2 separate regions of the Mus musculus genome follow, and region 1 is linked to region 2. A link is a contact called in ENCODE Hi-C data. All regions are on one chromosome and are shown on one strand. Each heading gives the region's core, a stretch centred on a gene start or an enhancer-like site at or near the end of the contact. The rest is flanking DNA. Distances are from core to core; before and after follow the strand shown. Region 1 holds the start of Otx1 (orthodenticle homeobox 1). Region 2 holds the start of 8430419K02Rik (a long non-coding RNA gene).

Region 1 (3,258 bases), core at 207-2,706, 3.1 Mb before region 2:
AGATCTCTCGGTCCTTTGAGAAGCAGTTAAGGAAACAGTGTGCCCTCCGTCATATTCTGTTACCGTATTTTATTCGGACTCCAAAGAAAAGTGTCGCGTGGGGGAGGGGAGAAGCACTTTGATGAGCGGCAGTCGCGGCCCTTTTCACTCAGCGGGCTCCCCCCTTCCTTCTGGTCGCCCCGCACCCGGTCAGCGACCACAGCGGACCGCGCGGCCTGGGCATCGCGGTGCTCCGCTCTACCTTGCTCTCGGCGGCTGCCGAACTCACCCACGCACATACTGTGGTTCAAACTTTTCGCCCGCCTGTTGGGGTGAGAACGGCAGAAGATGAGGAAAAAGAACTAGGAAAGAGTGTAAGTGTGGTCCCTAGTATTCAGTAGGAGATGCCATGTAAAAATATTGCCTTGTTCGGGGTTGGGCCGAAAATACTCTTCCCTCTCGCTTTGAAAAGTACACACAAGAAGACGATCTCAGCAAGTTTATTCGGCTGGAAACTGGGGTCTGCCAGTAAGAACAATCCGGGGAAATTGTTTCGAGGAGGCTCCTCCAGTAAGGTGTAGAAAATGAAGTGAGAGGGATCGGGGTGTGTAGCCACATTTTCCACCAGACTGTTCGTTGTAGGTGGAGATCTGGAAAGACTGACAGATTGTGAAAAAGAAAGTTTTCTATCAAATCCATGAGAGAGAGAGAGAGAGAGAGAGAGAGAGAGAGAGAGAGAGAGAGAGAGAGAGAGAGAATGTAAGGAGATTTGAGTTCCAACGGTTCCGAAGAAGCTTTTAGGACTTGCGAACACCTTTGGTGAGACTGCCTGGGAGCCCCTGGAAACGCTGTGCAGCTGGGAATTGGCGGCGCCTCCCCTGCCGGTGCTCTTTCTGGGCGCAAGAGTCCCGGGTCGCCGCAGGGCGCCCTGCGCGCCGAGAGCTGCACCCCCACTCCCGGCTCCGCTCAGCAGCCCGCGCCGGCGGCGACCGCTGGTTGTGGGGGAGCGGAGGAGGAGTTGCTGGGGCCCCAGGGAGCATCAAGGAGTGCCAGGGGCCAGCACGCCCCGAGTCCTCGGCCTGGGAAGCCTGGCTCCCACAGTGCGGCAGAGCCTGGCGGCGCGCGCGCGCGAGCAGGAACCGGTTATCCAGCAGCTTGACGCCACTCCTCCGGAGCGCGGCCCGGGCAAGGGGAGGGCGGGGGCCCTCGGGCGAGCCTTGGGACCCGGGGCCCCCTCTGTGCCAGCAACTCCGGCGCAGCCTTCGCCCTCCTCAACTCGTTCTGAGCGGAATTTGCCAACCTAGACCCAGAGTTAGCGCGCGACCGGGGCGGGGCCGGCGCGCGGGGAGGGAGGAGGTGGGGGCGAGGGAGGGCGGGGGCGCGCGGAGGTAACCCGGGCTCGCCATTGCCCAGCTCCCTGTCACTCAGTCCGCTCTAGGCCCCCTATTGGAGGCCGAGCCCCGTTACGCACTCGCCTCGCGTTCACATACCCGGGGAGGGCAGTAGAAAGGTGATCAATCTTCATCAGGCTACATTTCCAATCACCTAAACAACCGAGCAAGACAAGCCACTCCGACAAGGTAAATTGCTTGATTTATTTAGTTTGCCAAGTGACTATGCAGGATTTCTCCAGTCCCTACCGCCTCCGGCTTGCTCCGAGAGAGTGCAGCTGCCAGCGCAAGCCACCTCCTAACTCTGTCCCTCGAACACCCCCTACTCACCCACCCCACCCCCCGGGTCCCGGGCGAGGCCAGGTCTTGAGAGGAAAAGCATGTGGGACTTTGCAACAAAGTGTTTGAGCAATAAAGTGAAACCTGGAGGTACACGCACAGAGCTCCTAGAAAAAATGCAGGAGACGGGAAGAGGGAAGTTGAGGGAAGAGGAAAGCCTAGGGTCCCGCCGTCTCCGGGGTAATACCTGTGCGCCTCCGTTTTGCAGGTTGGCTGCCGGCGAGTCTCGGTGAAGGCGAGAGGTAGATGGTGAAAAGCCGCGACTGCGGAGGGCAGGTAAGGAGGGAGTCGCCGGGCCGCGCGCCACCCCGGGACGATGGTGGCCCCTCTCGTCTCCCCGTCCTCTAATCGACCCCCGCTACCTCTGTCCGGGGCAGGTGGGCGGGGTTGGAGTGAGAGGCCGGGCGCCCCTTGGCTGCCCTGGGGACCCCAGGCCGCTCGGGAGCCGGCCGCCCCCTCCCCCGCCTCCTCCGAAGCTGCGGAACTGGGCTGCTAAGTTAGACGAAAGTACTCGAAAACTCACACCGCAGCCGGGCTTAGCCGCGGAGGCTGCAGGCCTGTGGCCCTTCGGCCCAAGCTCTTTGAATCCTTCCTTTCCGCCTTATGTGCTCGCTGACCTCCCCCCACCCCCTTAGTCTAGGCTGAGGGTCCCCCAGGGCTGAGGCGGGGAAAGGAGTTGGGATGGGGGAGCTGCTTTAGTTTTACCTCCCTTTCTCCCCGGAATCTCCTACCCTTGGGTCCTGGGATGTAGCTTCAAGCCCCCCGCCGGTCCCAGTCATACTCCCAGAACCCCTTCTTTTGCTGGAGCAGAGCTGCGTGGGCTCAGAGTGTCTGCGCCGAGCCTCGCCCTCCCGGTCGGCTGTGCGTGAGCTTTACAACCTGAGGCCTAGTTCCTTGCTCTCCATCGGGTTCATATAGGACGGCCGATGCGACGCGACCTGGCACGCTAGGCCTTCCAAAATCCCTAGAATGTTTGGGGCGCTGGGTTGGCCATCAAATTCTGGTGGGACTCGGTGTGCTTAGCAGACTTGGTAGAAAGAAGGCCCGCCTGTGCGAGCAAAGGAAGAGGGGTGACCGCCTCGGAGGTACCCCTGACCTTGGGCGGCATCCTGAAACTGCCACTTCTACTGTGGTGCCTTTGGCGTCTTCTTGCCGCCTTAGCCTGGCCTGGGCCGCATCTACCCTGGAGGTGCGGTGGGATTCCTGTTCAGCTATCTCTTAGTGCTAGGGGCCCAGAGAGGTCAACTAGAAAGGTGATTGCAGGCTCTGGGGTAGGAGGCAGCGCTGGAGATCTTTGAAGAAATGATGTGGCCAGTGAGCCTTGGCGACCCAAGGTGTATTCACCTTGGGCCTCTGTATTACTTGCCATTTTGTCCCTCTTTCAAAAATATTTCAAACTAAACGAAATAACCCGGTATCTCTGTGCGGCCTGCCCTCCCGGCGCCAAATGAACATTTGCTTGAGCAAATTGCTTCCGCCACACTAAAAAAAAAATTGACTTCACTTGGGATTTTGCACCCTCCGCGGTCCCGGCTCTCACCTCCTCAGC
Region 2 (3,519 bases), core at 1,006-3,505:
AGCTGCAATAGCTTATAATTTCACTTAAATAAAATCGCTGCTCTAAAAAGTGCTTCATAAAGCTAAGGGAAATATCCAAATATTTTAATGAAGGCAAATTAATTTTTTAAGAAAACAGCCTTTTGGTTGCTTTGGGAACAAAGGATGAGTCAGAAGCCTTAAACTCTAGCCTGACATTCAGACCCTTGTCACCTTATAAACTGCCCACAGCAATCCTGTTTTCTATTTGGAAAGAGAAACCAGCTGTGGGTTGGCTCTACTCAGTAATGGTAATGGTGAGTCACTGCCTCACCTGCAGGAGCAGAGGTGTGCACTCTCACCTTTTGTTTATGGGGCCTTGTTTCTGACACGTGGGTGTGCAGAAGAGAGAGGGGGTGGGGGAGGGAGGGAGAAGAGAGAGAGAGAGAGAGAGAGAGAGAGAGAGAGAGAGAGAGAGAGAGAGAGAGAGAGAGAGAGAGAGAGAGAGAGAGAGAGAGAGAGAGAGAGAGAGAACGTGAGAGAGGTTGCAGCCTGGTCTCAGAGCTGTTGCCCACCTCGCCCTGCTCGCCCCCCCAAAGATGGGACTGTTTAACTTTCCTATTTTGGCCCCGAGACAATTCTACGACTGCATAAGAGTCCATATTAGTGAAATCATTTTCTTTGATGGGTGGTTAGTTGCAGTTAACAACCATTTATTTACTTTTAAAAATAATAATAAACTTTATAAACTAACCGTCCTTTTACTTCTGCCTCCCCAGTACAAGCCCGGTGAGTCAGCCTTTATTATCCTGGAGGCTCTAGCCTAGTTGGGGTAGGAGGGGGCGGGGTGGGGAGAAAGCCGGGGAGGGGGGAGGAGGGGGAAAGGAGAGGGTGGTGAAAAGAACAGGGGGAGAGGCTGGGGGTGGAGGGGAAGAGTGAGCGCAAGCAAAGGGGGGCTGGGGAATGTGGAGATTAAAAAGAATCATGATCATTAATGTCTAGGAATTAGAAAAAAATAAAGCAAGCTTTTGTGCCATGGTTTCCCCCCTCGGAGTGAGGATTGTGCGAGCCTTGCTCCTCAGGTCTCTCTGTTCCTGCCCCTGACACCCTCCCGTTTAATTCTGTTTTAGCTTTTCCTCTTGTAAATTTCAGAGCCAGCTTTGAGGTTATTGACGACACTTATCGGAAGGAGGAAAATAATAGAGGTGTGGAGAGTGGTTTTGATGTTTCTTAAAGGACAAAAACAAAACGCCCTCCCCTAAACAGGGCACACAATTATACAGGCTTCTTTTTTGGGGGTGGGGGTGGGGGGGTGGGGGGAGTCCGCTGGCTGAATGAGACTAGTATGACTAAGTTTCTTTTACAAAAAATTTAAAAATGTTACCCGATCATATTTAATCAAATGTAATTATAACACATTCAAAATGAATAATATGCCTTGGAAGTATTTTTATTGTTATTGTTCATTGCACGATGTTCGACTGCTTTAGAAGCACAGGAAAGAAGCAAACGCGCTACAAATGGGGAATTACCCTCGTTTAGCATTAAAATTCATTTAGATAAAATTGCCACAAACATTTAAATGGGAAGATTAGTTCCCCCTCACGCCTTATTGCACTCGCTCAATGGTTCCGTTAAGAACATTTTACACGTTGGAAATTCCGTCTTCTCAGACGGCTTGCTGTTTCCTAGTTACACACATTCAAAGCAAAGGCTGCAGCCACGGCAGCCGCAGCAGCGGCAGCAGGGGGAAAAAGTTTGGCAACTGGTCTGCAATTCATCCGCTGCGCCCCTAGTTTCCCTCCACCCTCCCCAGTTCCCCCCCATTAACAGCCCCCCCCCCCGACTTATGTGTTCGAAGAGCCCGGCCTCGAGGAGCCAAGGTTGGTTGTACAGTATTGACAATATTAAACTACAAAGAAATGGAAAGAAGCCGGTGGGTCCCTCTCTGCGTCTCCCGCTTTTGTACGAGGCTGAGGGTTGAGTGCAAATGTGCCGAGTCGCCCGCACCCCGACCCCAGGGCCGCCGGGCGCGCCGCCGTGGCCCGAGACGTCTCCAGGAAATTCGCCACTGCTCTCGCTAGCGCGGTGGTGGAAACGTGTTAAAGGCTCAGCTTGCAAAGTCCTGGCACCGTCCAGTCCCTCCTGGCCCTCTTCTCGCCCCACCCCTCCCCCCGCCGCTCCCCCCCCCCCCCAGCCCCTCACCCCTGTCCTTTCTTTTGAGCCGCAGGAAAAGAGGAAAGTCGTCTTCTACTGCCACCTTTTGGGGATTTGGAAAAACGACGCAGTAGGAGACCGGAGGGAGGCGGAGCGCGGCAGTGTGTTTTGAGGGGGCGGGGGGGAGGGGGGGGGAAGAAACCCCCTTATGATCATGCGTCGGAACTGGCGCCCTTAATCTGATGCTTAAATATTTGATGTGGAAAAATTACCCATAAAATTAGTTACTAACAATTTCAAATTGAAATCACTTATCGAATTATAAGCGCATTAAAGCTGTATGGATGGTATTAGGAGTTCCTTTGGAGGCTGTCTCCTCTCGGGGAACCCGGCCCACGAGTTTTACCGCGGGGAGAGGCGTGCTAGGTGGAGCCCTGGGGAGACCAAACGACAAGGACAGCAGTTGGGGTGCCGGGTCCTAGCGGGCCTAGAGAAGATGGATCTGGGTATGGGGATCGCATTCCGGGCAGAAGCGCATACTGAGTAACTCCAGGGACAAAGTCCGAACGTTGTGAAAGGGGAAAACTGCTCTTTTACGCTGGAATTCCGAGCCTTCAGTGATGCTTTCAGCTCCCCCTGTGTAGGCGGGAGGGGGGTGTTGGGGGTGGGCTGAGAGGAGTTTTGAGATGTCTCTAATGAGACCGCCGCGGCCGGCTCACCCAGCTCCAGCCGCGTCTCAGACTCCCTTTAGTTTCCCTCTGCACGACATCGGGGCTGGGGCTGGGGCTGGAGCTGGTACGTGGGCGGGTGGGTCTCAGTTGTGATCCCACACTACTCCGAGGTACTCGGGGTCTGCAGAAGAGTCCTATGCTTGCCCCCATCCCCACCTCCGCCATCTGAAAGTCAAAGTTAAGAAGAATTAACTGTCTCGGTAGCCTGGGTGTCCATGAGTTAGCGCAAAAGCATATTCAAAGACTTCTTCGGCTCACTCTGGGCTCCGTCAATTGGAACCCCTCAGAGTGGTTTGTAGTTGCCAGAATGCTTTCACAGGACTTTTCCAGACGGAGCCCCGGCTTCCGAATCCCAGGGCGCTCATGGGAGCATGTCGGTGAGAGCTTGGGCCCTGGAGGCTGCCTTGAACAGTCAGGCTGGGCAAGAGGGTGAGCTTCCAGAGTGTATAGCACTCCGGTAGAATGGAGAAGAATAGTGTCACAGTGTGTTGGGCAGAAGCTCCTTCAAGTTTCCTTAAAAGTCCTAGAAACTTCCCCCACTTTGGATCCCACAGGCCCTCGGCCCTTGGGAAGGCAGTTAAAGCAGAAATTGGTGATATAGGTTCTCAACGGGTGTTTGGACCGTAAGCAGGGAGGTGTGGGTTTGTGTGTGGGGCGCCCAGTTTGAGTCATC

Evidence for each region. A loop is a pair of places that touch in the nucleus more often than their neighbours do.
Region 1: a loop to region 2 is called in a map of left cerebral cortex, with 18 times the contacts of the local background. The contact joins the promoter of Otx1 here to the promoter of 8430419K02Rik in region 2. A Hi-C loop is called at or near these places in 10 of 37 maps with a recorded cell type or tissue (ES-E14, heart and left cerebral cortex).

Annotation. Positions count from the first base shown.
Region 1 is chr11:21,999,849-22,003,106 of GRCm38, reverse strand. Otx1 (orthodenticle homeobox 1) reads left to right here and starts at 1,456. Exons shown (of 5, transcript NM_011023.3): 1 at 1,456-1,559; 2 at 1,918-1,985. Gm32517 (a long non-coding RNA gene) reads right to left here. Exons shown (of 3, transcript XR_003949861.1): 2 at 3,250-3,258; 3 at 2,523-2,673.
Region 2 is chr11:18,876,346-18,879,864 of GRCm38, reverse strand. 8430419K02Rik (a long non-coding RNA gene) reads left to right here and starts at 2,255. Exons shown (of 4, transcript XR_003949854.1): 1 at 2,255-3,519.